Regions from separate parts of the Homo sapiens genome. Here region 2 is linked to region 1. The links are chromatin loops, found by intact Hi-C in ENCODE. Cell type or tissue: endothelial cell of umbilical vein. All regions are shown on one strand. Each heading gives the region's core, and the rest is flanking DNA. Links, peaks and the distances in the headings are about the cores only. Region 1 overlaps OXA1L-DT (OXA1L divergent transcript). Region 2 overlaps ABHD4 (abhydrolase domain containing 4, N-acyl phospholipase B).

Region 1 (16,729 bases), core at 5,032-13,031:
CTTTGCCCATCTATCCTCTGGCATTCTCCCACCCTGTCCCAGGTTGTCAGTCCACACAGGTGGCTGGTGCATCACTCCTCATTCTTCTCAGTGAGGTCCTTGAAGCTTGGGCAGCTCTCCCTGCTACTTCTTTACCTCTCTCAGGCACTCTATACCTCATTACTCTATTTCTGCACCTCTGAGCTGCAGAAAACTCCTTGATGCTCTTGAAAATCCCACCTGCCTAGAAACTTTATGTAGCCTCTTCTCCTCTGTGGTATTGCCATTGCCTGAAGGCCCTTTCCAGAAAGCAAATCACAAGTTTTTTCTGTTCTCAGACCCACAACTCTATGTGTGGTTCTATCATTTCCCCTTTCAGACTTGGCCAGGAATTAGGAAAGGCAAAGCACTATGCCCCTTTCTGGAGCCCCATTAGCTCTGAACTGTCCTTTCTTCTCTTTCAAGTCTCCTCTTTCTCCCTAGTGTGCAGAATCTGAGGAAGTAAAAAGGCATGTTCTGACCCATCAGCTTTTTTCCACTCCATGAGTCTTAAACTTCAGAAAAGCTTTACTCTTCCTTCTGCATCATTTCTTTCCCAGTCTACCTACCCAAATTGAGAGGAATAAGAAATACTCATAAAAAATCATGGTTTTCCACACAGTGGCTTATCAAAACAAAATCATGGTTAACATTTCAATCTATATGATGTCACCATATAAGTACTTGTGCCAGATGCTGGAAATACAAAGAAAAATGTGATTAAATTCCTGCTGTCAGGATGTGTCCAGGGTCACATTGTTAGTAGGCGGATACAAAGAAAAAAACAGAAGTGATGATACAGTATTTAGTGCAATATCAGAACTATTTATAGACAAGAGAAGTATGATTGGGTGGAGGGAAGGGGGAAGTACTTAGAAAAGTTTTCCAATGGAAAACTCAACCTGCTTTTGGCCAAGGTCGGGAAAACATTTCAAGTAGGAAGAACAGCATATGCAAAGGCGTGGGAGCCCAAGAGAATGTGATAACTTTCATAACACATGCAGGTTTGTTACATGGGTGAATTGTATGGTGCTAAGGTTTGGGGTATGACTGAACCCAGCACCCAGGTAGTGAGCATAGTACCTGATAGGTAGTTTTTCCACCCTCTCCCCCACTCCCTACCTCCCCTATCTTGTAGTCCCCAGTGTCTATTTTTTCCATCTTTTTGTCCATGTGTACCCAATATTTAGCTTCTACATATAAGCGAGATCATGCGATATTTGGTTTTCTGTTTCTGCTTTAATTCACTTAGGATAATGCCCTTCAGTTGCATACATGTTGCTGCAGAAAACTATGATTTCATTCTTTTTAATGGCTGCATAGCATTCTTTGTTATATAGGTACCATATTTTCTTTATCCAATCCACTGTCAGTGGGCACCTAGGTTGACTCCATGTCCTTGCTATTGTGAGTAGTGCTGCAATGAACATGCAAGCACATGTCTTTTTGGTAAAACAGTTTATTTTCTCTTGGATATATACCCAGTAATGGGATTGCTGGGTTGAATGGTAGTTCTGTTATAAGTTCTTTGAGAAATCTTTAAAAAACTTTCCACAGTGACTGAACTAATTTACATTCTTACCAACAGTGTGTAAGTGTTCCATTTTCTCTGCAGCCTCACCAGCATCTGTTGTTTTTTGGCTTTTTAATATAGCCTTTCTGACTGGTATGAGATAGTATCTCTTTGTGGTTTTGATCTGAATTTCTCTGATAATTAGTGATATTGAGCATTTTTTCATGTTTGTTGGCTGCTTGAAAGTCTTCTTTGGAGAAGTGACTGTTCATGTCTTTTGCCCATTTTTTAATTGGGTTATTTATTTTTTGCTTGTTGAATTAAGTTTCTTATAGAATCTGGATATTAGATCTTTGTTGGCTGCACAGTTTGTGAATAGTTTCTCCCATTCTGTAGGTTGTCTGTTTAGTCTGTTGATAGTTTCTTTTGCTGTGCAGAAGCTCTTTAGTTTAATTAGATCCCACCTGTCAATTTTTGTTTTTGTTGCAATTGCTTTTGAGGACTTAGTAATAAATTCATTCCCAAGGCTGATGTCCAGAATGATGTTTCCTAGGTTTTCTTCTAGAATTGTTACAGTTTGAGCTCTTATATTTAAATATTTAATCCATCTTGAGTTAATTTTGTACATGGTAAAAGGTAGGAGTCCAGTTTCATTTTTCTGCATATAGCTAGCCAGTTATCCCAGCACCCTTTATTGAATAGAGAGTCTCTTCCCCCATTGCTTATTTTTGTCAACTTTGTTGAAGATCAGATGGATGTAGGGGTGTGGCTTTACTTATGGTTCTCTATTCTGTTCCATTGGTCTATGTGTCTGTTTTTGTACTGTACCATGCTGTTTTGCTTACTGTAGCTTTATAGTATATTTTGAAGTCAGGTAATGTGGTGCTGACAGCTTTGTTCCTTTTGCTTAGGATTGCTTTGGCTATTTGGGCCCTTTTTGCTTCCATATGAATTTTAGAATAGCTTTTTCTAGTTCTGTGAGAAATGACATTGACCAGAATAGCATTGAACCTATAGATTACTTTGGGTTCTATGGTCATTTTAATGATATTTATTCTTCCAATCCATGAGTGTGGAACGTTTTGCCATTTGTTTGTGCCATCAGTGATTTTTTTGAGCAGTGTTTTGTAGTTCTCCTTGTAGAGACCTTTCACCTCCTTGGTTAGATGTATTCCTAGGTATTTTATTTTTTGTGTGGCTATTGTAAATGGGATTGTGTTCTGATTTGGCTCTCAGCTTGAACATTATAGGTATATAGAAATGCAACCGATTTTTGTACATTGATTTTGTGTCCTGAAACATTACTGAAGTCATTTATCAGTTCCATTAGCCTTTTGGCAGAGTCTGTAGGGTTTTCTAGATGGAGAATAACATCATCTGAGGAAAGATAATTTGACTTCTTTTCCTGTTTGGATGTCTATTTATTTCCCTTGCCTAATTGATCTGTCTAGGATTTCCCAGATTTTTTTTTTTCTCCTCCGAGACGGAGTCATGCTCTGTCACCCAGGCTGGAGTGCAGTGGCATGATCTCAGCTCACTGCAACCTCTGCCTCCCGGGTTCAAGAAATTCTCCTGCCTCAGCCTCCCGAATAGCTGGGATTACAGACACCCTCCACCACGCCCGACTAATTTATGTATTTTTAGTAGAGACGGGGTTTCACCATGTTAGCTAGGCTTGTCTCAAACTCCTGACCTCGAGATCTGCCTGCCTCAGCCTCCCAAAGTGCTGGGATTACAGGCATGAGCCACTGTGCCCAGCCCCCAGATTTTTTAAATACATGAAAAGATACATATTAAGGAATCATGCTGTCCACCCTGACTCTATCCACCCCAAACTACCACCTACAAGTATTACTTTTATTGGTTTCTGGTACATTCTTCAATTACTTTCAACATATTGGCTTTTTTTTCTTTTTCATTTCAAGTTTTAATGAAAGCTTGTATATTAGATTATTTCATTCCTGCATCTTCTCTATTGTTTCTTCCTTGTATTTGCCCTTTTCCTTTCCTACTTGGTGAGATTTTCCTTTCCATTCAAGGACATTTTTGCAGTCTTTGTCCCGTTTTAGCCCAGTGGTAACCACTTTGCTGGGGTGAATGCTTACATGGATAGTTGTGCCATTAGCCTTTTCCCACTGCACCCATTCAATGTAGATGACATATTTCTTCCTGTAAACCTGGAGTACTTTGCCAGTTTGCTGACCTTTATGGTGTCCTCATACAACCTGAACTTCATCATCCTTTCAGATGGGCATGGATCAAACGTTGTACTTCTATCTCAGCTCTGTGGAAAGAGAGGAAGACATTGTCTTCCTGCAAATGTGGGAAGGTTCACTGAAATGCCTTTTGCAGTTCTTGCTTTGGTCAGAAGTCACAAAGGGATTGAACTTCATTTTGGCTTTTCCCACTTCAGTGATGGTCGCAAAAGGGAAGAGCACTTTCAACATATTGACTTTAATGCACACAGGTGGATACCTTTAGTAAATAGTTGGATAGATGTTTCTGGGGCTTAAGAGAGATGCCTGTGTTCATTATATACATTGAATCACCAATGCGGGAGTAAGTAAGAGTTGAAGATGTAAGCACAGATGAGACCACCAAGAGAGAATGGGAAACCTAAGGACAAAACTCTGTAGGACACCAGGGATGAATAACAAATACAAGGTAAAAGGGTGAAGACAGTAAACTTAAAAGTCTCTTTCCAAGAAGTAAACTATGTGCTCCACAGAGGAGCCTATGTTCAATCACCACTGTTTTTGTGGTGCCTAGCCCAGTGCCTGAAACCTAGTAAGTACGAAATAACCATTGAATAAAGTCCAGCTCTCAAAGAAGAGAAAAGAAGTAAAAGAAGTAAACTTTAGAAGACTCAGGATAAGAGGAAGATTGTTTAAAATAGAAAACTACTTTTTCATATTTATGTGCATGTGAAAAGCAGCAAGAAGAAGAAAGCATTTGAAGGTTCAGCATCTAAGACCACTAAAGAATGATGTCAGGAAGTGAATGAACTCAGTCCTTGTGATGTCCCTTCCTTATAGCTTCTCTTTGCTTCCCTGGAAATGGAAAGGGTGGTCTATCATTAATAATGAAGTTGCCTAATGTCACAGGACTCATTACTCCAAATATATTTGATTTTTTTTTTTTTGAGACAGAGTCTTGCTCTGTTGCCCAGGCTGGAGTGCAGTGGTGTGATCTCGGCTCACTGCAGCTTCCATTTCCCAGGTTAAAGCAATTATTCTGCCTCAATCTCCCAAGTAGCTGGGATTACAGGCACCTGCCACCACGCCTGGCTAAGTTTTGTATTTTTAGTAGAGATAGGGTTTCGCTAAGTTGGTCAGGCTGTTCTCGAACTTCTGAACTCAGGTGATCCGCCTGCCTCAGCCCCCCAAAGTGCTGGAATTACAGGTGTGAGCCACTGCAGCTGGCCTATTTGATTTGAATTGGATACAAGAGTCCATATGAGGTCATTCCTTGAAAGCCTCTGACAGTCTCAGGCACACCCTGTGAATTTGCTCCACTTGCTTGTACCAAAATGTTTTCACTACTCATAGAGATATTGCTAGGCTTTTCTGCCAAATTTGAGACCTATATTGGTAAAATATAAAATATAGGTTTAAAAACTTGTGTATTGTTTTATATAAATGCATTTCCTAATACCACTAATGTCATCAATTGACTACTGAATATTGATGATAGCTATAAGTTGGAACACAGCTATAATTCTGTTCTAGTGTTGTCTACACCAATAAGGCAATGGAGAATGTAGGCTCACCTAAGAGACATAAATACATCCTAGCAGTGCTTAGTCAAGTCAATGCATACAACTTATAGCCCAGCTATCCTACTCACATGTACGTATCCCAGGAAATTGCCACACATCCATAAGGCTACTTCTATAAAGACGCTTGTCGCAGGATATTGTTGGCAATCCAGATGACCATCATTGGGAAAATGGATCAATAAAATGTGGTAATGCACACTATGGAATAAAATGCAGCAATTAGAAACATTAAACTAAAAGTATACATATCAATAAGTCTTCATAGTACACTGCAGAGTAAAAAGAGTAAGAAAAAGAACAAGAACTATATAATATTTACATAAAATAAAAATACACTTTATATGTTTTACATAGACACGTGCAAATTCAATTACAGTGACCTCTTACAGGGCAAAAGAATGAGAGCTTGGAAAGTGGGTGGAAGGCAATGAATAAATACATACATACAAACATACAAACATACATGTAAGAGACATAATGGCATGCCATCCCATGCATTGAGAGTGTGTTGATTGTATGCTGGAGTCAGCTCCCATCAGCTTTTGAGAGCTGATTATGCACATTTCTTGCCAGGTCTGCATTTAGTAACATCACATTGGTACTTAAAAGCAGCCAGAGTGGGGCGCAGTGGCTCATGCCTGTAATCCCAGCACTTTGGGAGGCCGAGGCAGGTGGATCACCTGAGGTCAGGAGTTCAAGACCAGCTTGGCCAACATGGCAAAACCCCATCTCTACTAAAAATGCAAAAATTAGCTGGGCGTGGTGGCAGGCACCTGTAATCCCAGCTGCTTGGGAAGCTGAGGCAGGAGAATCACTTGAACCAGGGAGGCAGATGTTGCAGTGAGCCAAGAGTGTACCACTGCACTCCAGCCTGGGCAACAAGAGTGAAACTCAATCTCAGGAAAAAAATAAGTAAATAAAATTAGCCAGAATGAAAGTATTTACACCATAGAAATCGCAAGTACTACAAATCAAGGCACCTTTTGTTTTCCTGAGAGCCTGTTGTTAGACATTTGCCAGCCTCTAGTCCTCTGGACTAGTAATTCCAGTTCTAAGAATTTGTTTTCAGGAAATATCTCAAATATGGAAAATGTTTTATATACAAAGATATTTATCCAAGTCCTACTTTAATAATGACAAGTTGGAAACAACTTAAATGTGAAAAGGGAATGGTTATGTAAACTAATGATAAATCCAGCATTTAAAATTATATTTATGCGAAATCTTTAATTACATGAAAAACACCTCTATTGCTGGTTTAAATGAAAAAAAAAGCAGAATAAAAATATATATGTAAATACAATGTGATACTAAGCAATCACCCAGGGTTCTTATTAAAATAGAGATTCTGATTCAGGAGGACTAAAGTGATGCCTGGGATTCTGCTTTTTTTAACAGAAATAATGCCAATGCTGCTGGTGTACATACCACTTTTTGAGTAGTAAAGGCATGTAGAATACAATCACACTCATGTAAAAAATGTATCAGAAAAATAATCTGATGGAAAATTAAAGTGTTAAATGTATTGAGCTGGGGTCATGAATGAGGGATTTTTAAAAATATGTATTTAACTAGAGTTTCCAAACTTTCTATATTATAGGATTACTTGCTTCTATAGTGTGGTAAAATGACATTAAAAATAGTCTGCTTAGGAGGACTGGGCTTGGTGGCTCACACCTGTAATCCCAGCACTTTGGGAGGTCAACGTGGGCAGGTTTCTTGAGGTCAGGAGTTCAAGACCAGCCTGACTAACATGGTGGAACCCCATCTCTACTAAAAATACAAAAATTAGCCAGGTGTAGTGGCGCATGCCTGTACTCAGGAGGCTGGGGCAGGAGAATTGCTTAAACCCAGGAGGTGGAGGTTGCAGTGAGCAGAGATCGCACCACTGCACTTCAGCCTAGGTGACAGAGTGAGATTCCGTCTCAAAAGATAATAATAGTAATCTGCTTAGCCAAGTGTGGTGGCTCACACCTGTAATCCCAGCTACTTGGGAGGCTGAGGCAGGAGGATCACTGGAGCCTAGGAGTTCAAGGCTGCAATGAGCTATGATTGCACCACTGTACTCCAGCCTAGGTGACAGAGTGACACCCTATCTCTAAAATAAATAAATAAGTATAATTTTTAAAATAAAAATATATATATTTATGCTTATGCATGTGTAGGTGCAGGGAATATATGGGAAATCTCTATAACTTCCATTCAATTTCTCCGTGACCCTAAAACTGATCTAAAACATAAATCTATCTTTAAAAATCTGCTTTAATTTTCTCATAAACAGCATTAAAAATTGAATAACCAAGACCTTGTCGAAGAGCCCAATTGTACAGCCTGGTTGAGAATCAAGCCTATGTATGTTTCATTCTTTTTTCCCACTTTCTTAACGATGCCTTGAACGTGGGTTTCTGATCCTTTTTACCAAATGCTTTTATATTTTTAACCAAAGGAAAAAGACATTTAATCGCAGCTTTTTCATTTTCTTGCATTTTGTCCCTCTCTCCAGTACTCCGTCTTCAACCATGTCCCGGCCCTGGGAGGGAAGGGATCCTGCAGGACAGGACTGGCCAGAGTTCTACATTACTTGTGATGGTTCCTTATATCCCTAGAACAATAAGACTGCCTAGTGTTACACAGGAGTCCCCTATTTTGGAGGCATAATGTGATTTTTTTTTTTTAATTTTTGTAGAGACAGAGTCTCTCTATGTTGCCAGGGTGGTCTCAAACTCGTGGCCTCCAGTGAGTCCCCCTGCCTCAGCCTCCCAAAGTGCTGGATTACAGGCATGAGCCACCATGCCCAGCCTGGATTTATTACTTTAACTAAAAGTAGTTGTTATTCTCGATCTGAACAAACAACAGAAAGTTTTGTTTGCAAAGTTGTACTAAGTAACAGCCAAGAGACTTGGAAAGAGGCTGAGTGGGGCTCATTAGACTAACTCTCTGGGGATCCCAAGTCCCATCAAACTAGGGAGACGAATAGATCCCTTAAGAAAACAAAACTGCAACCCAAATCTTCCAGCCCTGATATTACCTTCACCAAAAGATGTTTACTTCAGAAGGAGCTTGCTGAAAATTGAAGATTTTGAAACACTCTATACTCTTCAGACCCTTTGAGCTGAATGATGGCGCCAAAGAAGCTATTCTTCTCTGAGTGACCAGGGAATGCAACTGCCCATTCAGGAAGCTTTGTAAGAGAACAGGTGTTCTTAGAAAATACCATCAAATTCATGAGAGATACAGAACTCACACCAACAGTATAGGACCAGCATTTAGAGCCAACAGACAATATTGCAACCTCAGGAAATAACCGTGAGAAGCAGTTATCTCCCGTAGTCCTGTGAGCAGTGTGTTTGGAATGGCCTGATTGGGAGTCTCCCGGAGGACTGGTAGACACCTGACCCTGGACCTGCCAAGTAATCTCCATCTTGGCACTTCAGGGGCTGGCAGAGCAGCAGTTGCTTCCTCAAACCCTTCTCTTGCTGGCACTTGTTTTTATATTTTGTCAGAAGGTCTGGCACATCAAGGACAGGCACTGGGTCTCATTTGTAACTTTAGCCCCACCCAAGTCAATGCTGGAACACAGCAGTGGGTAAGCCAATGTTTATTCAGTCAGAGCCATTACATTACTCACTTGCACTGAGGGACTTTGCCTGGCCTGATCTGCCCAATGTTGTGCCATGCTGTGCTCTGTGTAACTGTCCTCTTGGAAGACACAAAGCTCTGGACAACATGGAATCTGGGTGAAACTCCAAATGCTTTTGCTTTGAAGGGGAATATCTCATCCTCCTTCTAGGTGTAGTGGAACTGTTCAAAAGAGCATGAAGTCCAGGCACAGTGGCTCACGCCTGTAATCCCAGCACTTTGGGAGGCTGAGGAGGGTGGATCACCTGAGGCCAGGAGTTCGAGACCAGCCTGGCCAAAATAGTGAAACCTTGTCTCTACTAAAAATACAAAAATTAGGCGGGCATGGTGGGGCACGCCTGCAGTCCCAGCTACTTGGGAGGCTGAGGCAGGAGAATCACTTGAACCCAGGAGGCAGATGTTGCAGTAAGCCGAGATTGTGCCACTGCACTCCAGCCTGGGCAAAAAAAAAAAAAGAGCCTGAGTTCCTACCGTGGCAGGACACACCTCCAGGTCGTGCATACTTTTCCATGGGGCACTACACAACTGACCCTAAAAACAATGAATGGTCTGAAGTAGATGGTGCAGCCACGTCCAGGCTCTCAGACTGCTGGGCAAGTCTCCCCTTCACTCATCAAGCATGTAGAATAAAGGAGGAAATGCCTGGGATTCAGGAAGTGGCCTAATTTACTTTGGTTCTGGAAGGCCAAGAACTAGTGACCTCTGCTTTGAAACAGGAAGAAAAAAAAGTTCATCAGCGGCCCTGGCTAGATGCTATCTCCTTAGCTGGTCACAATGCCTTCATTTATCTGTGCTAAGCTCATGACTCAGCATGAACCTGGAGCTTTTTCTTCTAGTCCCATTCACAGCTGGCTCTTTATCACCTTAATCTCTGTTCTTATGTTTCTCCCAATGTGTACCACCCAGGACTTGCCTAAAAAATACTCTAATACTCATCCTATTACTTCCTGATGATGTTTCTGGGTGTCATGTTCATGTTGGATTCTGCTTTTGTCATGGGCCACCTGGGGTCATCTTTGAACAAAATGATGAGGCTACAAAAACCTATTTTTCCAATTGTTGATGGATCTAGACAATGTGAAGCCTAGAATTAGCCCATGAGAAATAGCCCTAGTTATATCCTCAAAGGCTGGTCAACTATTTTGTGTTCTTTAATAACTGTCAGCAAAAGTTAGAGATAAGGGTAGTTTATGGAATGACCTAGAATAATGTAGCCTGTGCTAAAAAGAAGGCAAAACCTTTCTAAGGTTTTTGTTTTTTGGGTTTTCTGCTGCTGGAAGCTCCCCAGCAAACCCAACCAGACCTCTGTCTACTCACTCACTCAAACTCCAGACCGTCTCAAAGATGTAGACTCTCCCTTCAGAGAATGATTGTGGAGCAATGCCTCCAACTTGTCGTGAGGAAAAGCAAACTCTCTTCAGATGGACCAATTTCAGATGAGTTGGCATGCTGCTGGCAAGGTTGCTGACCCCTAGGAAATGCTACATAAATTACATGTCCTCAACCACTTGTGTGTCAAACACCCACCGAATCCATCTCTCAGACATTTGAGATGTGGCTTACTCATTCAATAAATGTTGTTAAAGCTGATTATTTCAAGAAACTTGTTCTAATTACTACAGAAAATACAAAGGTTAATAGAGAAATTTTTGACTCAGTGAGCAAGAAGTGAAAAACAACTATAACAATACAATAAAAAGATGATATATAATAAAATTATGGGAGGTACAGAGGAAAGACACATTTATTTGGAAGAGAAGTCTTTATAGAAAAGATAGCATTTATTGAGGAAAGACTTAAAGGATAAATAGGACTTGAAAGGCTGATGATTCCAAACTGAAAGAGTGACATGAGCAAACACACAGTTGTGTGAAAATGGATAAAGAATCAAAATATTGCAAAGAATCTATTATATCCAAAGCTCAGAGTTTGTGGAAGGAGATAATGAAAGGAGAACCTTGGCAACAGGTCATTAAGAATGTTGAATATCAAACTCCCATTAAGGAGTGTTGATTTATGTGGATACTACTTGGATTTTTCCTTATTTGATTTGTGAGAGGTGTGCTTTTCTCTCACAGATTTCCTCTAGTCTTTTTATCAATCCAAAAACTAATGAAAGGTATCAAAGATTCTGGCAATGTTTAAACAGCAACACCCTCGAATATGAACTCTTTATGGATGAAGACCCAATATTGGTATAAACACAAGAACAAAAGTTATTGAAAGCAGGTAATATTAGTATAGGCAAAGGGATTCATTGAGAAATTAGGAGTAAAAGTTTTGGTTAAGAAAAGTAAGAAAGGATAAATTTTGGTTCTGAGCCTTTCTTGGGCCACCTTGCACATCATCACACTCTTGTCTAACACACAGATGCACCAGAAACCACACGTGAAACAGGTAACCCCAGAGGCTCTGCAGATAAGCCTGAGTAGTCAGTGGTGGGAAGATACATCCTTCACAGAAATAAAGTACACCTTCAGCCCTCTCTCCTTTCAGTTCCAGGTTGTTCTCAGGTCCCCAACATCACGATTCTTGATGCTGAACACCTTTGATCAGCCCTCCCCAGCAAAGGTCAGAGGAGCCATGGGGAACCACACCACCGTCACCGAGTTTGTCCTGCTGGGGCTCTCAGAGACCTGTGAGCTGCAGATGCTCATCTTCCTGGGGCTCCTCCTGACCTACCTCCTCACACTGCTGGGGAATCTGGTCATCGTGGTCATCACCCTCATGGACAGGCGCCTCCACACCACCATGTACTACTTCCTCCGCAACTTTGCTGTCCCGGAGATCTGGTTCACCTCGGTCATCTTTCCCAAGGTGCTGGCCAACATCCTCACAGGATACAAGACCATTCCCTCCCAGGCTGCTTCCTGCAAAGTTTGCTCTATTTTTTCTTGGGCACCACAGAGTTCTTCCTCCTGGCGGTGATGTCCTTTGACAGGTACGTGGCCGTATGTAACCCTTTGCATTATGCCACCATCATGAGCAAAAGGGTCTGTGTCCAGCTAGTCCTCTGTTAGTGGATGACAGGATTCCTTCTCATCATTATTCCAAGTTTTCTTGTCCTTCAGCAGCCATTCTGTGGCCCCAACATCATTAACCATTTCTTCTGTGACAACTTTCCCCTCTTGAAACTCATTTGTGCAGACATGACTCTGATAGAGCTCCTGGGTTTTGTTATAGCCAACGTCAGCTTACTGGGCACTCTGTCTATGACGGCCACTTGCTATGGCCACATCCTCCACGCCATTCTGCACATCCCCTCAGCCAAAGAGAAGCAGAAAGCCTTCTCCGCCTGCTCCTCCCACATCATTGTCGTGTCTCTCTTCTATGGCAGCTGCATCTTCATGTACATTCAGTCAGGCAAGAGTGACCAGAAGGAAGACAGGAACAAGGTGGCGGCATTGCTTAACACCGTGGTGACCCTGATGCTCAACCCCTTCATCTACACCCTGAGGAACAAACAGGTGAAACAGGTGTTTAGGCAGCAGGTGAGCAAACTCCTCATATAAAGCTGTGTAAAAAAAAAACTGAAGCTCAGCATCCCCAGACAAGCTAAGAGAATATAGGCCCCTTGAAACAACTGAGCCTTTCCGATTCAGAAAAAGCTCGGATGATATGTTTGTACATGATGTGTTTCTATGGGATCAGTCACTATGCAATTCAGCATAAACTCTTTGGACCCTCTGGCACTATTAATTAGTGGATTTGAATATTTCTGTTCATTCCATCTGTATCTGCCTGGCTTCCAACAAAATACAAGTTCTCTGAAAGCAGAAACTAGCTCTATAACTCACTATAAGCCTCAAGTGTCAATCCATTGTCATAGACCATATAGATTGTTAAAAAATACTTGTGTGCTGATTGATCACTCTGTGTCTGTTTCTCCAACGTCCTCAGGGGAAAGAACAGTTATCTATTAGTACTGTCCTTATTTAACACTGACAATCCTGTTACGGAAATATATTAGCAAGACATCGAAAATGCTAAAGCTAATTGCTTATCATTTTGCGTATAAGCTATTTATGCTCTTTTAGTATTTAAATTCCTAGAAATTCCTCATTCTTACTGATAAAGGCTCTTTCATCTACTAGTTATATTACCTCTCTGAGCCCCAGTTTTCTCATCTATGAAATGAGGATGACAATGGCCATTTCAAAGAATTGTAATAAAAGTCAAATGAGATTTTCTATGTAAAATTGCTTACATAGTGTCTGGTCCTCAATAAATATTCCTTCCTTTCTTCCAATTATAATCCTACTTTCCCACTCCCTTTTTTATTTTATTTTATACCAGTTATCAACAAAAGCATTTTTGAAGATTTTATATTCAAAATGTTATTTTAAATGTTAAAGTTAAATACAAGTCTAGTGATTTTTCTGGTCACTCCTACATAATTTTAAAAGTCCTCTATTAACTATCAGTCCATAGAATAGTGTTAGTAAACTGTCCAATTCTATGTAATTATTAAAATTTGGAACTTCATTTAAAGTTAAAACTTACTCTTTCCTCCACCTAGAGCTTGTTTCAGGCAAGACATCAGAGAGAAACGGTGTGTGTTGTTGGCTTTATCTGTCTTGACTCTGCAAGCACATCTACCCGTTACCTACCGTAACCAAATCAATTAACATTAATTCTTCCAAAGTGATTGTTACACAGAAGTCATGTTCAAGTAAATGTATGGTCTGGTAGATAATAATCTATGCCTTTGAAGAATCTGAAATCAAACAAAGACAATATGAAGTATGCAAATACTAGAATTCAGGGTAGAAAATGATAATGTGTAAGAAAATATCACATGTAACTCTTCAACAACCAATTTGAAAACCAAGAGGAAATGGATGATTTTCCAGAAAAGAAATTTTTTTTCAACTGACCTAAGGAGAAATAGAAAACTTGATTAGACATATTACTATAGAAAAACCTCAAAATCGGGTTACATATCTACTATAACTCAAAAACAAAAAGCAAACAACCCAATTCTACAAATGATCAATAAATACACGAAAAGTGTTACATCACTTAATCATTAGGGCAATGCAAATCAAAACCACAATGAGATACCACTTCACACCAATTAGGAAGTCTATTTTTTTAATTAAAAAAATAGAAAATAACAAGTGTTGTCAAGAATGTGGAGTGGCCACTTCCAAGGAGTTAGGATTACAGTGGCTCATCCCTGTAATCCTAACTCCTTGGAAGGCAAAGACAGGAGGATCATTTGAGGCCAGGAATTCAAGACCAGCCTGGACAACTGGGCAACATAGTGAGACCCCATCTCTACAAAAAAAACTACAAAAATTAGCTGGCCATGGTGGTGTGTACCTGTAGTCCCAGCTACTCAGGAAGCTGAGGTGAGAGAATCGCTTGAGCCCAGGAGTTTGAGGCTACAGTGAGCCATGATTGCACCACTGCACTCTAGCCTGGGTGACAGAGCAAGACCTTGTCTCAAAAAAAAAAAAAGAGAGAGAGAGAGAAAGAGAAAGAAAGAAGAAAAGAAGGTACAGAAGTCATCTAGACTTTCTTATAAGACTGGAAAAAAGTGTAAAGAAATTAGAACTCTTGCATATACACATTGCTAGTGGAAATGTAAAGTGGTACAGTCACTGTGGAAAACAGGATGGTGGTTCCTAAAACAATTAAACATAGATGTGCCATAAAATCCAGCAATTTTACTTCTGTGAATATACCCAAAAGAATGGAAGGCAGGGAGTTGAACAGATCTTTATACACCCGTGTTCACAGCATCATTATTCACAATAGCCAAAAGGTGGTTTAAAAAAATGTCCAACAACAGATGAATGGAAAAATAAAATGTGGCATATACATACAATGGAATATTACTTAGCCTTAAAAGCAATGAAATTTTGATGCACACTGTCTGTAATAAACAAATATTAAATCATAGATGAGCCTAGAAAACATTATGCTATGTGAAATAAGCCAATCACAGAAGGACAAATAATGTATAACTATACTTATATGAGGTACCTAGAATAGTCAAATTCAGAGATAGAAAGTAGAACGGTGGTTACCAGGGCCCAGGCCAAGGAGGAATGGAGGATTTATTGTTTAATGGGTGTAGAGTTTCAGTTTGGTCTCAATTTATTATTATTTTTTTAAGATACAGTCTCACTCTATCTCCCAGGCTGGAGTGCATGGGAGAAGAAAAGATCTCGGCTCACTGCAACCTCTGCTTCCCGGGGTCAAGAGATTCTTGTGCCTCAGCCTCCTGAGTAGCTGAAATTACAGGCACCTACCACCATGCCCGGCTAATTTTTGTAGTTTTAGTAGAGACGTGGTTTCACCATGATGGCCAGGCTGGTCTTGAACTCCTGACCTCAGGTGATCTGCGCATGCCCAGAGTTTCAGTTTTGGATGATAAAAAAGTTCTGGAGATAGATACTGGTGATGATTGCTCAACAATGTGAATTTACTTAGTGCCATTTAACTGAATAATTAAAAATGCTTAATATAATACATTTTATGTCATATATTTTTCACCACAATAAAAAATACAGATCTCAGATCAATAAAAACCCAAAAATATGTAATCTTTGACTCCCTTCTTTCTCCAATATCCTACAACCAATCCATTAGCAAATTCTGTGGGTTATACCTTCAAAATATATACAGAACCCTACTATTTCTTACCACTACCACTGTTAGCACCTTTGTCTGTGCAACCTTCCACTTCCTCTTGGTTCTCCATCTCCTACCTGTCACCTCTCTCACATCCACATAGCCCTGAGGGAGGGAGAAGCCACAGGTAACGGGTAGATGTGCTTGCAGAGTCAAGACAGATAAAGCCAACAACACACACCGTTTCTCTCTGATGTCTTGCCTGAAACAAGCTCTAGGTGGAGGAAAGAGTAAGTTTTAACTTTAAATGAAGTTCCAAATTTTAATAATTACATAGAATTGGACAGTTTACTAACACTATTCTATGGACTGATAGTTAATAGAGGACTTTTAAAATTATGTAGGAGTGACCAGAAAAATCACTAGACTTGTCCTGGATTTCATCAGGGATCAAGGAAAAATAACTACATGAACAGGTTTGAATGAGTATATAGGAAGAGGGTGGAGTGGAGAATATGTATTACAAATAAAGGGTTATTATCCATAATTTACAAAGACGAATTATCTATTATCTAATAGATAAATGAGATAAGGATATGCATAGACACTTCAGAAAAAAGCAAATTTAAAGAGCCAATAAATAAATTAAAAGATGTCCAATCATGTTAATAGTTAAAACAATAAAAATAAAAATAACAGCTCTTAATAATTAAGGAAGCATTTTCAGTTTTTAAAAGTAAATTTATACTTTAAAAATTACTCTTGTTTTAATAAATGCTAAAATATTTACAGAGAAAATGATATGATGTCTGGGATTTGCTTCAGAATAATAAAAGGAGGAGGGGAGTTGGTGGTGGTCTAGGTGAAACCGGTATGACTTGGTCATTGTTAAAGCTAGATGATGGCTACATTGATACATGGAGGTTTATTATAAAATCTCTTTGTTGTTGTTGTTGTTGTTGTTGTTGAGACAGAGTCTTGCTCTGTCGCCCAGGCTGCAGTGCAGTGGCACGATCGCGGCTCACTGCAACCTCCACCTCCCGGGTTCAAGTGATACTCTTGCCTCAGCCTCCCGAGTAACTGGGATTACAGGCACGTGCCAGCACGCCCGGCTAATTTTTGTATTTTTGGTAGAGACAGGGTTTCACCATGTTGGCCAGGATGGTGTCAAACTCCCAACCTCAGGCGATCCTGGAGGT
Region 2 (15,017 bases), core at 1,731-9,730, 86 kb before region 1:
CATACCCACCTGAGGCCCCACAGGCCCAGCCCTAGCCCTTTCCCCAGAACTTTCCCCATCCCAGACCTAGTTCTGTACAATGTCCTCCCAACCTAAGCCACAGAGTATATAAGTTTATAATTCATTCACATCCCAGAGGAAGCAAAGGTGACATCAGTGACAACCAGCTCCCTCACCCCCAAACACCGTCACTCAATTTTGTAACTCCCTGAGTTTTTTGACTTTGTAACCCTGACAAGCTCATGGTAACTCTTATCATTTCCTTGGAAAACATGAAATTTGACCAACATGTTTGAGGGTATCTACTTCATCTCACCTAAACTTAGGGGCTTTGTATATATTTTTATTTTCCTAATGATGTCCTAGTGAAGTAGGTATAATACTCTACATTTATAGATGAGGAAACTAAAGTATATTCTGGTTACATGACTTGCTAAGAAAACACAGCTGAGGATTTGAATTCATTTGACTCCAAATTCCATGCTTTTTCTGCCGTGCTGCAGTATCTTAAGGAAAAATTTATTTCTGATGGCCTGGGCAGAACTCAGGTTCCCTTTCATCTGTACATGTAAAAGAGAATGGAGATCTGATGGTACTAAACAGGCCAAGCCTAGGAGGCAGCAGTGTCCCCAACCTGCCCTATCTCTAGCAGAAGCTGCAGACCAGCCCCAGAAAGCTGGCTCTGCCCCAGCCTTGTGGACACCTCATGATACGGCCTCAATTCATTCTACCTGAGCAAATGACCGGGGAGTGAAATAGATTACATTGGCATTTGTTGTTTCTTGCTTAACAGAAACTGCTGCTCCCCCAGCCCTTGGAAGACTGATTTTTAATTCCAGAGTCTTCTCAGGAAGCCCTTTTTACTACTATAGTACTCACTTTTAAGCGTTCACCTCAGATGAACTTCTGACCATGTCTCTAGACCCCCAACAGGCTAAATCCCCAGTCTGTGTTTTCATAGCACTCGACCACCTTTTCATCCTTCTTGGGAAATTTTAAGTTGTTTTTTGTTTGTTTGTTTGTTTGTTTTTGAGATGGAGGTTTGCTCATTGCCCAGGCTGGAGTGCAATGGCACGATCTCGGCTCACTGCAACCTCTGCCTCCCAGGTTCAAGCGATTCTCCTGCCTCAGCCTCCCAAGTAGCTGGGATTGCTGGCATGCACCACCATGCCTGGCTAATTTTGTATTTTTAGTAGAGATGGGTTTCACCATGTTGGCCAGGCTGGTCTCGAACTCCCGACCTCAGGTGATCTGCCCGCATCAGCCTCCCAAAGTGCTGGGATTATAGGCATGAGCCTCCATGCCTGGCTGTTCGTTTGTTTTTTTGAGACAGAGTCTCGCTCTGTCACCCAGGCTAGAGTGCAGTGGCGTGATCTTGGCTCACTGCAACCTCTGTCTCCCAGGCTCAAGCAATTCTCCTACCTCAGCCTCCTGAGTAGCTGGGATTACAGAAGCGCACCACCACGCCCCGCTAATTTTTGTATTTTTAGTAGAGACAGGGTCTCACCATGTTGGCCAGGCTGGTCTTAAACCCCTGACCTCAAATGATCCGCCCGCCTCGGCCTCCCAAAGTGCTGGGATTACAGGTGTGAGCCACCGTGCCCAGCCCAAGAAATTTTAAATTAAATAACAATTAATCATATGATTAGTTACTTAATGCCTACCTCCCTAACACATGAGCTAAAGTGTGTGAGCTCCAGGAGGGACAGCATCCTGCCTTTCTTGTTCATATGTCCCCTTTCCCAGTCCAGGGCATGACAGAATATTTGTTGAGTCAATAATAACCCATTTCATTCTCAGATTCTTGGACAGTTCGTACTGCCATGGGGTTTTTCACAAGTGTTCCTCCGAACTCTTCTGTGATGGGAGGCCTCTGGAATTTTGGTCTTCCCCTAATCTTACCAATATTTAATGAGCCCAGTGTGGGGCTTTGACAGGAATACAAAGGTGACTAAGATTCTGCCTCAGTCTCTGAAGAGACCAACAAGTTGACATATTCTGCTGTGAAGTTTATTGCTGTTTTGCTTTTGACAGTGGTGAGACAGCATTCAAAGCCATGATGGAGTCCTTTGGCTGGGCCCGGCGCCCTATGCTGGAGCGAATTCACTTGATTCGAAAAGATGTGCCTATCACTATGATCTACGGGTCCGACACCTGGATAGATACCAGTACGGGAAAAAAGGTGAAGATGCAGCGGCCGGATTCCTATGTCCGAGACATGGTATGTTGCACCACCCAAGGAGTGGAAATGATGACTGAGAGTCAATCACCTCTCAGCCTTGGGGTAGAGAAGGGTGATCAAGGAGAAAGAGGAATGGACAGACTGAGATAGAGCAGTAGATTTGAGAAGTTTGGAAACTCTCTTTGGAATATCTTTTTTTTTTCGTGATGGAGTCTCGCTATTGTTGCCCAGGCTGGAGGGCAATGGTACAATCTCGGCTCACTGCAACCTCCGCCTCCCGGGTTCAAGCGATTCTTCTGCCTCAGCCTCCCGAGTAGCTGGGATTATTAGCATGCGCCACCACGCCCAGCTAATTTTGTATTTTTAGTAGAGACGAGGTTTCTCCATGTTGGTCAGGCTGGTCTCGAACTCCTGACCTCACGTGATCCGCCCACCTTGGCCTCCCAAAGTGCTCGTATTGTACTACCTTCATTAGGGGCTTCCTGCTTTTAGCCCAGTTCAGCTAAAAGGCTGGTTCTTGTCTAGCAGCCAGGCACCTGCTGCTACTCCAGCCCCCATGTAGTTTCTACCCCAAAACCAGAGCCATGGGCAGTAGAGTGAATAGTAGAGGCTGCCATGAAGCTTCCCCACCACACCTCCTCCCCTTTTTTCTTACCCCTCTCCGCCATGTGCCAATGAGTGTGCTTAATGAGGCTGGGTGCCAACCATGGGCCCAGGTTTACTGGACCTTTGGATTAAATGAGCAGATCAGTGGTGGGGCTAACACAGAAGGAAAGACACAGTGAATGTTTATCAAGTAAGTAGAATGGGAAAGCATTGGCTGTCAAAGGAAAATACCAAGATCCAAGCGAGAAAGGTGGAGCATTATCTCTGATAAGAGCTCGTGGGTGGCAGGCAAGCAAGTCTAAGGGGAAAAGAAATAGCGTGAAGGCTTCCCAGCACCAGGAATAAAAGGCCATCCCACCCCTGCGGGTTCTCTCTCCACAGGAGATTAAGGGTGCCTCCCACCATGTCTATGCTGACCAGCCACACATCTTCAATGCTGTGGTGGAGGAGATCTGCGACTCAGTTGATTGAGCTGCTCTCTGAAGAGGAAGAGGAGAAAGCCAGAGAGTCACTCTTACCTCCCTGTCTGCTTACTCACCCACTCTGTCCTTTCCTCACCAACTAACATGTGCCAGCCAGGCAGAGTCTTGTGCTGTTCCCAGAACAGGACGACAGTGAAAAGAACACTCTTGACCCTACACTGAAGGCTGAAGGCAGAAGCCACAAGAGGCCTTGAGTGCCACCCCCAGGGAAGAACATAAAGGGTTGCACAATGCCACCCATCCACTCCTTGCCAAGTGTTACCCAGATGGTGGAGGATGTGAAGGGATTGCACCAAGCCACATTCACTCTCTCTGTGGCCTTTCTTCCTCTGGGCAAAGAAGGGCTTCCAGTGGCCTTTCCTCACTCTGTAGTGTTTGTGGGGATAGGTTCCATGCAAGAACACCTTCCTCCTCCATCCCCCACTTCACCCCATCCCATACCAGTTCCATCCAGGGTCTGCTTAACTGCCAAGAGCAGGTCCTGGAGTTCCCTTCACCTGCAGAGTCCTTTTCATGACCTAGGAGGTCTTATTCAAAGCCCTCATTGACAGAGGAGGAAACAGGCCAAGGCAGGACATGGCTGGACCATGGTGATACAGCTCTGTGTGATTCAAGTTCTGGCAGAGCTTGTAAGGCTAGAGCCCAGGTCTGCCGACACCCTGTGCTTGTTGCACACTTGATTTGCTAAGGCTGGAGACAGGCACCATTGCCATGGGGCTGGTCCTAGTCACTGGCCGAGGATAAGCCCGTCCCTGTCCCACATTCTAGCCCCACTATGCGGGGGTGCTGTTGTCCTGCCTGTGTCTCATCCCCGGCTGCCTAAGCTAGGGACACTCAAGTGCTTCCTTCCTTGCCCCATCTTCCTCCCAACTGGAGGCCTCTGAGCCTCCCCTGTGCCTTGGGCCCTGAAGCCCCATATGTAGTATAGAGCAAAGGTGGCTCCTGGTGAAGAGAGGGTGGAAAGGCCCTTCAGCCCCAGGGCCATGTCTGGGTTCTCCATGCCCATCAGTCTCTGCAGTTTCTCTACCTGCCCCCAGAGCTGAGGCCATCTGCAAGCCCCTGCCCATGGCCCAATGGGGAGCCTCCAGCCACAAGTTCCCTGTCCTTATCAGCCACTGGGTGGTTCCCACTGCATGACCCTCTATCCCTGCCATCTGTCCCCATGGTTTCCAGCTCAATCCACCCCTGACCCATCTGTCAGCTTTTTCCCAGGGAGCCGTTTCAGGGGTTCTGGGCAGTAGGCTGGGCCTGGCCTCAGAACCTGGTGGCTCCTGCCTGCTCCTTCACTTTTGTAAAACCATCCCCTTCACCAGAATGGTATTAACTCCTGGTGCTTTGTACTACTGGTCCAGCTGCCCTGGGCTCCTTTTCTATATTAATAAAGAAACGAGTAAAAATTACCGGTGGGGATGATGTTTAAAATTGCTCTGATCACTGGTGGTGCTGAATTCGCAACAGCCTGTGTGATGCCTGAGAGAAGGGAGTCCTGAGGGTTGCCTGCCTACCCACGACTCCTTCTCCTTTTAGTGTGGCGTTTGCCCGCTAGACCCAGCCCAGAGTCCAGGTCAGCACAGGCCCTCTCAGCCAACCACTCATGACAAATGAGGAGTCGAGATCCACAGTGTGGATGGGGCAAGCCCCAGTTCACAGTAGAGAGGTGGAACTTAGTACTTCCTGCTGCCCATTAGACACCCTTTCTTCCTAAGTTCAAGGGAAGCCCACACATGTACTGCTCCCTGCATCCTGCTCTAACTTCCTCTCATCCTCTGGATCTCAGCTCAAATATTCCTTATGCAGAGATGCCTTCCCCTGATTCCCTAAACTAGACTCGGACCCCTCTGTTCTGCATCTCTGTGGCATATCATCTGCCCCTTTTGTAAAACTTATAAACTTGTGGTTACTTGTTTAGCGTCTCTTTCCTCCCCAGACCATAAGCAACATAAAGACAAAGGGTACATCTAGCACATAGTTCGTGTTCAATAAATGTTTGTTTTCATCATGCCACGGGAAGTGAGATATACCAAGTATTCAAAAAAGTGTTCAAATCATTACTAACAGTGCTTGCTCTGTGCTGGCTGAGTCCAGCTGGGCCCAGAATTCCACGGTTCTAAATGGCGCATATTCCATGTGCATAGGCTGATTGAAAATGTATTAAACCTAAATTTTAAAAAAAAAGCACATGATACTACACATGTCATGATGAATGAATAGACAGAACTCCTCCTGAATATAATTACAAAGTTCTGATCCATCTCAGGACCCTGTGTCTTCTCTGAGGATTTTTATAGGGAGGAGAAGGCAGGTATATAGAGCTTACTACATGCCAACCACTAGGGCTGCAATAGTGAAGAAACAGAGAGTGTCTGCCTTTGTGAGAAATTCCAGTTCACTCAAAGAGATGCACCTAGTCAAAATATTATGTAAATCAATGTAAAATTGCTAAAGTGCTACCCGTGAGAATTGAGAAAACCTCCTGCAGAAGTGATGGCAGCTGTGCCTGAAGGCAGGACCAGGGAAAGGGGAAGGACTGTCTGGAGAGAGGGGCGACTGCAAAGGCAGGTGGCTGGGAGAGAAGTCTGGTGAGATCAGTAGGGACCAGCTCAGCAGATCCTCTGGCCACATGAAGAATGTTGTGTTCATTCTAAAAAGCAATGGAAGGAAATGAATGGGGGTCAGGGTGGGGTAGGGAGTGTGACAAAATCAGCCTGAGATTGAAAGAGCCATTCTGGCTGCTCTGTGGAGTTCAGATGAGAGGGGGATGAGAACTTTGAGGCTGCTGCAGTGGTCCAGGCCAGAGCTGATGGTAGTTTGGACTTGGCTAGGGGCTAATGGACACAGAGAGGGGAAAAATGCAAAAGATGCTTAGATGGTAAAATCTAAAAGACTTAATATCAACACTGCATGACCCTACCACCCTCTTGAAGAACGGGCCAAGTGAGGCAGTGGTTACCAAACCCAGTCACATAACAAAACAACCTGGGGGTATTTTTTTTTAAATATAGATTCCTGAGCTGTATTCCCTAGAGTTTGATCTGGTTAACCTGAATGGAGTCTGACCGTGAAATCTACATTTAAACACATTCCTAGGAGATTCTGGTGCCCTGTGTCTGCAGGAACTGGTCTAAGGGACTCTGTCTCTGACATTTGACCCAGAAGGCTGGGTAGAGTAGGGCCTGTGCCCCTGAGAGTTCATTCTGCTTGCTCCAGAATCACTTTTTTTTTTTGGAGGTAGCACAACATGCTGATCTGCTTTTTCCAACTCAACACGAGGCAAACACATTCTTCAGGAGCAGACGCAAGAAGAGTCTGAGAAAGGTCACCCAGAGTCCCCTGTTTATACTACATGGTCTGCACGCATGGGCACAAGCCAGCACGCAGACACACACCCCATCTGACAGGAACATTCCTAACATTCCACTAGGTGGGACTAAGAAATTACTATGAACATTCTACCCAATCAGCACAGTTTCTGGGTGGGCACTAAGGATTTATGGTGACAGTTTGAACCATAAATCCAGGCTCCTCAAATGCCTAGCAGTTTAAAAGGAGAGATTCCACAGACAGACATTAAAAGGACTGTGACTCAACTTAAGACCCAGGTGGTACTGCAGTATTCAGCGACTAGCAGAAAATGTGCTAAATTTAACTTCCTCCTCGGTATAGACACCAAAGTATGTGTGCTAAAAATGTAGTCTGGTTTCATTGCCAAAACGGTGGTGAAATCTTGATGAGTACCTCTTTCCATTCTGATCCATGACCCTGCAGGTACAGTTCATGGCCAGATAGAAAAGACTCCTACTCTTTTTTTTTTTTTTTTTTTTTTCACTCTGTTGCCCAGGCTGGAATGCAATGGTGCAGTCTCGGCTCGCTGCAACCTCTGCCTCCCAGGTTCAAGCAATTCTCCTGCCTCAGCCTCCTGAGTAACTGGGACCACAGGCACCCGCCACCATGCCCAGCTAATTTTTGTATTTTTAGTAGAGATGGGGTTTCACCATATTGGTCAGGCTGGTCTCGAACTCCTGACCTCAGGTGGTCCACCCACCTTGGCCTCCCAAAGTGCTAGGATTACAGATGTGAGCCACCGCGCCCAGCCTAAGACTCCTACTCTTAACTGATAACAAACACAATGTCCAATGAATGGTGCACAAGATTTTTTCTCATTTTGTGACTTTTCAATTCATACAGAGTCCTCGGATGAGGTCTGGAGGGTCCTTTCTCTCAGTCTCCCTTCCTTTTCTGTCCTTCCTCAGGGTCCTGGTCTATCTGGCAGAAGCAAGAAAGCCACTTGAGATTCTGAGGGTCTGTCTCAACCCCATCCTGGTGAAATATCTCAAGATAAACATTCTCCTCTCGCTATTATAATATTGACGGTTTTTTGCTGGGCGCGGTGGCTCACGCCTGTAATCCCAACACTTTGGGAGGCCAAGGCGGGCAGGTCACTAAGTCAGGAGTTCAAGACCGGCCCAGCCAACATGGTGAAACCCCATCACTAATAAAAATACAAAAATTAGCTGGGCGTGGTGGCAGGCACCTGTAGTCCCAGCTACTCGGGAGGCTGAGGCAGGAGAATCGCTTGAACCCGGGAGGCCGAGGCTGCAGTGAGCCGAGGTCACACCACTGCACTCCAGCCTGGGCGACAGAGCGAGACTCTGTCTCAAAATAATAATAATAATAATATTGACTTTTCTTTTTTATACTTTAAGTTTTAGGGTACATGTGCACAACGTGCAGGTTTGTTACATATGTATACGTGTGCCATGTTGGTGTGCTGCACCCATTAACTTGTCATTTAACATTAGGTATATCTCCTAATGCTATCCCTCCCCCCTCCCCCCACCCCACAACAGTCCCTGGTGTGTGATGTTCCCCTTCCTGTGTCCATGTGTTCTCATTGTTCAATGCCTACCTATGACTGAGAACATGTAGTGTTTGGTTTTTTGTCCTTGTGATAGTTTGCTGAGAATGATGGTTTCCAGCTTCATCCATGTCCCTGCAAACAACATGAACTCATCATTTTTCATGGCTGCATAGTACTCCATTGTGTATATGCGCCACATTTTCTTAATCCAGTCTGTCATTGTTGGACATTTGGGTTGGTTCCAAGTCTTTGCTATTGTGATAGTGCCACAATAAACATACGTGTGCATGTGTCTTTATAGCAGCATGTTTTATAATCCTTTGGGTATATACCCAGTAATGGGATGGCTGGGTCGAATGGTATTTCTAGTTCTAGATCCCTGAGGAATCGCCACACCGACTTCCACAATGCTTGAACTAGTTTACAGTCCCACCAACACTGTAAAAGTGTTCCTATTTCTCCACATCCTCTCCAGCACCTGTTGTTTCCTGACTTTTTAATGATCGCCATTCTAACTGGTGTGAGATGGTATCTCACTGTGGTTTTGATTTGCATTTCTCTGATGGCCAGTGATGATGAGCATTTTTTCACGTGTCTTTTGGCTGCATAAATTGTCTTCTTTTCAGAAGTTCATATCCTTCACCCACTTTTTGATGGGGTTGTTTGTTTTTTTTCTTGTAAATTTGTTTGAGTTCATTGTAGATTCTGGATATTAGCCCTTTGTCAGATGAGTAGATTGCAAAAATTTTCTCCAATTCTGTAGGTTGCCTGTTCACTCTGATGATAGTTTCTTTTGCTGTGCAGAAGCTCTTTAGTTTAATTAGATCCCATTTGTCAATTTTGGCTTTTGTTGCCATTGCTTTTGGTGTTTTAGACATGAAGTCCTTGCCCAGGCCTATGTCCTGAATGGTGTTGCCTAGGTTTTCTTCTCAGGTTTTTATGGTTTTAGGTCTAACATTTAAGTCTTTAATCCATCTTGAATTAATTTTTGTATAAGGTGTAAGGAAGGGATCCGGTTTCAGCTTTCTACATACGGCTAGCCAGTTTTCCCAGCACCATTTATTAAATAGGGAATCCTTTCCCCATTTCTTGTTTTTGTCAGGTTTGTCAAAGATCAGATGGTTGTAGATATGCGGCATTATTTCTGAGGGCTCTATTCTGTTACATTGGTCTATGTCTCTATTTTGGTACCAGTACCGTGCTGTTTTGGTTACTGTAGCCTTGTAGTATAGTTTGAAGTCAGGTAGCATGATGCCTCCAGCTTTGTTCTTTTGGCTTAGGATTGACTTGACAATGAGGGCTCTTTTTTGCTTCCATATGAACTTTAAGGTAATTTTTTCCAATTCTGTGAAGAAAGTCATTGGTAGCTTGATGGGGATGGCATTGAATCTATAAATTACCTTGGGCAGTATGGCCATTTTCACGATATTGATTCTTCCTACCCATGAGCATGGAATGTTCTTACATTTGTTTGTATCCTCTTTTATTTCATTGAGCAATGGTTTATAGTTCTCCTTGAAGAAGTCCTTCACGTCCCTTGTAAGCTGGATTCCTAGGTATTTTATTCTCTTTTAAGCAATTGTGAATGGGAGTTCACTCATGATTTGGCTTTCTGTCTGTTATTGGTGTATAGGAATGCTTGTGATTTTTGCACATTGATTTTGTATCCTGAGACTTTGCTGAAGTTGCCTATCAGCTTAAGGAGATTTTGGGCTGAGACGATGGGGTTTTCTAGATATACAATCACGTAATCTGCAAACACGGACAATTTGACTTCCTCTTTTCCTAATTGAATACCCTTTATTTCCTTCTCCTGCCTGATTGCCCTGGCCAGAACTTCCAACACTATGTTGAATAGGAGTGGTGAGAGAGGGCATCCCTGTCTTGTGCCAGTTTTCAAAGGGAATGCTTCCAGTTTTTGCCCATTCATTATGATACTGGCTGTGGGTTCGTCATAGATAGCTCTTATTATTTTGAGACACGTCCCATCAATACCTAATTTATTGAGAGTTTTTAGCATGAAGTGTTGTTGAATTTTGTCAAAGGCCTTTTCTGCATCTATTGAGATAATCAAGTGGTTTTTGTCGTTGGTTCTCTTTATATGCTGGATTACATTTATTGATATGTGTATGTTGAACCAACCTTGCATCCCAGGGATGAAGCCCCCTTGATCATGGTGGATAAATTTTTTGATGTGCTGCTGGATTCGGTTTGCCAGGATTTTATTGAGGATTTTTGCATCGATGTTCATCAGGGATGTTGGTCTAAAATTCTCTTTTTTTGTTGTGTCTCTGGCAGGCTTTGGTATCAGGATGATGCTGGCCTCATAAAATGAGTTAGGGAGGATTCCCTCTTTTTCTATTGATTGGAATAGTTTCAGAAGGAATGGTACCAGCTCCTCCTTGTACCTCTGGTAGAATTCAGCTGTGAATCCATCTGGTCCTGGACTTTTTTTGGTTGGTAAGCTATTATTGCCTCAATTTCAGACCCTGTTATTGGTCTATCAGAGATTCAACTTCTTCCTGGGTTAGTCTTGGGAGGGTGTATGTGTCCAGGAATTTATCCATCTCTTCTAGATTTTCTAGTTTATTTGCATAGAGGTGTTTATAGTATTCTCTGATGGTAGTTTGTATTTCTGTGGGATCGCTGGTGATATCCCCTTTATCATTTTTTATTGTGTCTATTTAATTCTTCTCTCTTTTCTTCTTTATTAGTCTTGCTAGCGGTCTATCAATTTTATTGATCTTTTCAAAAAACCAGCTCCTGGATTCATTGATTTTTTGAAGGGTTTTTTGTGTCTCTATTTCCTTCAGTTCTGCTCTGATCTTAGTTATTTCTTGCCTTCTGCTAGCTTTTGAATGTGTTTGCTCTTGCTTCTCTAGTTCTTTTAATTGTGATGTTAGAGTGTCAATTTTAGATCTTTCCTGCTTTCTCTTGTGGGCATTTAGTGCTATAAATTTCCCTCTACACACTGCTTTGAATGTGTCCCAGAGATTCTGGTATGTTGTGTCTTTGTTCTCGTTGGTTTCAAAGAACATCTTTATTTCTGCCTTCATTTCATTATGAACCCAGTAGTCATTCAGGAGCAGGTTGTTCAGTTTCCATGTAGTTGAGCAGTTTTGAGTGAGTTTCTTAATCCTGAGTTCTAGTTTGATTGCACTGTGGTCTGAGAGACAGTTTGTTATAATTTCTGTTCTTTTACATTTGCTGAGGAGTGCTTTACTTCCAACTATGTGGTCAGTTTTGGAATAGGTGTGATGTGGTGCTGAAAAGAATGTATTTTCTGTTGATTTGGGGTGGAGAGTTCTGTAGATATCTATTAGGTCCACTTGGTGCAGAGCTGAGTTCAATTCCTGGATATCCTTGTTAATTTTCTGTCTCATTGATCTGTCTAATGTTGACAGTGGGGTGTTAAAGTCTCCCATTATTATTGTATGGGAGTCTAAGTCTCTTTGTAGGTCTCTAAGGACTTGCTTTATGAATCTGGGTGCTCTTGTATTGGGTGCATATATATTTAGGATAGTTAGCTCTTCTTGTTGAATTGATCCCTTTACCACTATGTAATGGCTTTCTTTGTCTCTTTTGATCTTTGTTGGTTTAAAGTCTGTTTTATCAGAAACTAGGATTGCAACCCCTGCCTTTTTTTGTTTTCCGTTTGCTTGGTAGATCTTCCTCCATCCCTTTATTTCGAGCCTATGTATGTCTCTGCACATGAGATGGGTTTCCTGAATACAGCACACTGATGGGTCTTGACTCTTTATCCAATTTGCCAGTCTGTGTCTTTTAGTTGTAGCATTTAGCCCATTTACATTTAAGGTTAATATTGTTATGTGTGAATTTGATCTTGTCATTATGATGTTAGCTGGTTATTTTGCTCATTAGTTGATGCAGTATCTTCCTAGCCTCAATGATCTTTACAATTTGTCATGTTTTTGCAGTGGCTGGTACCGGTTGTTCCTTTCCATGTTTAGTGCTTCCTTCAGGAGCTCTTTTAAGGCAGGCCTGGTGGTGACAAAATCTCTCAACATTTGCTTGTCTGTAAAGGATTTTATTTCTCCTTCACTTATGAAGCTTAGTTTGGCCGGATATGAAATTCTGGATTGAAAATTCTTTTCTTTAAGAATGTTGAATATTGGCCCCCACTCTCTTCTGGCTTGTAGAGTTTCTGCCAAGAGATCAGCTGTTAGTCTGATGGGCTTTCCTTTGTAGGTAATCCGACCTTTGTCGCTGGCTGCCCTTAACATTTTTTCCTTCATTTCAACTTTGGTGAATCTGACAATTATGTGTCTTGGAGTTGCTCTTCTCAAGGAGTATCTTTGTGGCATTCTCTGTATTTCCTGAATTTGAATGTTGGCCTGCCTTGCTAGATTGGGGAAGTTCTCCTGGATAATATCCTGCAGAGTGTTTTCCAACTTGGTTCCATTCTCTCCGTCACTTTCAGGTACACCAATCAGACGTAGATTTGGTCTTTTCACATAGTCCCATATTTCTTGGAGGCTTTGTTCGTTTTTTTTTTTTATTATTCTTTTTTCTCTAAACTTCTCTTCTTGCATCATTTCATTCGTTTCATCTTCCATCACTGATACCCTTTCTTCCAGTTGATCGAATCGGCTACTGAGGCTTGTGCATTCGTCACGTAGTTCTCGTGCTGTGGTTTTCAGCTCCATCAGGTCCTTTAAGGAATTCTCTGCATTGGTCATTCTAGTTAGCAATTCGTCTAATTTTTTTTCATGGTTTTTAACTTCTTTGTGATGGATTTGAACTTCCTCCTTTAGCTTGGAGTAGTTTGATCATCTGAAGCCTTCTTCTCTCAAATTGTCAAAGTCATTCTCCATCCAGCTTTGTTCCGTTGCTGGTGAGGAGCTCCATTCCTTTGGAGGAGGAGAGGCACTCTGATTTTTAAAGTTTCCAGTTTTTCTCCCATCTTTGTGGTTTTATCTACCTTTGGTCTTTGATGATGGTGATGTACAGATGGGGTTTTGGTGTGGATGTCCTTTCTGTTTGTTAGTTTTCCTTCTAACAGTCAGGACCCTCAGCTGCATGTCTGTTGGAGTATGCTGGAGGTCCACTCCAGACCCTGTTTGCCTGGGTATCAGCAGAGGAGGCTGCAGAACATATTGGTGAACAGCAAATGTTGCTGCCTGATCGTTCCTCTGGAAGTTTTGTCTCAGAGGATTAACCGGCCGTGTGAGGTGTCAGTCTGCCCCTACTGGGGGGTGCCTCCCAGTTAGGCTACTCAGGGGTCAGGGACCCACTTGAAGAGGCAGTCTGTCTGTTCTCAGATCTCTAGCTGCGTGCTGGGAGAACCACTACTCTCTTCAAAGCTGTCAGACAGGGACATTTAAGTCTGCAGAGATTTCTGCTGCCTTTTGTTTGGCTATGCCTTGCCCTCAGAGGTGGAGTCTACAGAGGCAGGCAGGCCTCCTTGAGCTGCGGTGGGCTCCACCCAGATCGAGCTTCCCGGCCACTTTGTTTACCTACTCAAGCCTTGGCAATGGCGGGCGCCCCTTCCCCAGCCTCACTGCCACCTTGCAGTTTGATCTCAGACTGCTGTGCTAGCAATGAGTGAGGCTCCGTGGGCATAGGACCCTCCAAGCCAGGCACGGGATATAATCTCCTGGGGTGCAGTTTGCTAAGACCATTGGAAAAGCACAGTTTTAGGGTGGGAGTGACCCAATTTTCCAGGTGCCGTCTGTCACCTCTTTCTTTGACTAGGAAAGGGAATTCCCTGACCCCTTGCACTTCCCAAGTGAAGCGATGGCTTGCCCTGCTTCGGCTCACGCTCGGTACGCTGCACCCACTCTCCTGCACCCACTATCCAACACTCCCCAGTGAGATGAACCTGGTACCTCAGTTGGAAATGCGGAAATCACCCGTCTTCTGCGTCTCTCACGCTGGGAGCTGTAGACTGGAGCTGTTCATATTCGGCCATCTTGGCTCCACCCCAAGTGTTTTTCATAGTATAAGTTCAGCATTGTTATGCTAGACAGATCTTTGTCATCATCCTGCTAAATATCACTCTTCACTAGGGTTAAGGAGGAAAGACCTTCCTCATTCCTGGAGAGAATACTAAGGAGGATTAACAGATGTCAGCAGGTGCACAGAGTCTGTTCCCCAACCCACAAGGACCCCATTATCTTGGTTGGTGACTCTGCTAAAGGCCTAGGAGATCTGTAGACTTCACCTTACTGATGGCTGATGCTCCTTCTTCCTGGAATATTCTGAGGCCTAATGGAGAGTTTGTGATAATTCAGCAACCACATATTTTAGTTGGTATATATGTGTCTTAGTCTGTTTCTTCTGCTATAAAGGAATACCTGAGGCCAGGTAATTTATAAAGAAAAGAAAACCTGTCAGTTCTGCAGGCTGTACAAGAAGCATGGCATCAGCATCTGCTTCTGGTGAGGGCCTCAGGAAGCTTCCACTCATGCTGGAAGGGTAAGGGGAGCTGGAGTGTGCAGAGATCACATGACAAGGCAGCGCAGGCCAGAGAGAAACAAGTGAGGTGCCAGGCTTGTTTTAACAATCTCTCCCAGGCACTGCTAGAACAAGAACTCACTCATAACCACACAGACAGCACCAAGCCATTCATGAGGAATCTGCCCCATGACCCAGACACCTCCCATTAGGCCCCATCTCAACATTGGGGATCAAATTTCAACATGAGATTTGAAGAGTCAGATATCCAAACTATAACAATATGAGAACAAATCACACACAACCAGAAGAATCCTGAGACATGCTAGTGGCTGAAAAGGATCCTGAAGGATATGGCGTTAGAGGTGATATTTTCATCTTCTCAGTTTGACCAGCTGACACCATGTGTTGTGTCTGGGAAAAGAATTTTTGAGAGGGCTCACAACTTATGATAGATTTATGGGCCTCTGAT

Evidence for each region. Hi-C counts contacts between places; a loop is a spot of excess contacts. Peaks named below come from ENCODE experiments on the same cell type or tissue, not always from the same donor. Only the 100,000 strongest peaks of a DNase experiment are listed, where the experiment ranks them.
Region 2: a loop joins it to region 1, with 9 times the contacts of the local background. A loop is called at or near these places in 3 of 110 quality-filtered maps.

The regions. Positions count from the first base shown.
Region 1 is chr14:22,690,612-22,707,340 of GRCh38, forward strand. OXA1L-DT (OXA1L divergent transcript) reads right to left here. Exons shown (of 3, transcript XR_001750638.3): 3 at 13,609-15,804. It also overlaps the pseudogene RPL26P2 and the pseudogene OR6E1P. Among named protein-coding and RNA genes, the nearest start is that of OR6J1, 55 kb to the left of the region's middle. In endothelial cell of umbilical vein, for the core only: no CTCF peak of the experiment used is centred there; a DNase peak (open chromatin) is centred at 9,650; H3K27ac peaks cover 1,723 bases.
Region 2 is chr14:22,607,690-22,622,706 of GRCh38, forward strand. It overlaps ABHD4 (abhydrolase domain containing 4, N-acyl phospholipase B), which reads left to right. Exons shown (of 7, transcript NM_022060.3): 6 at 2,035-2,221; 7 at 3,170-5,274. The coding sequence ends at 3,259. Among named protein-coding and RNA genes, the nearest start is that of ABHD4, 17 kb to the left of the region's middle. In endothelial cell of umbilical vein, for the core only: no CTCF peak of the experiment used is centred there; a DNase peak (open chromatin) is centred at 6,682; H3K27ac peaks cover 2,887 bases.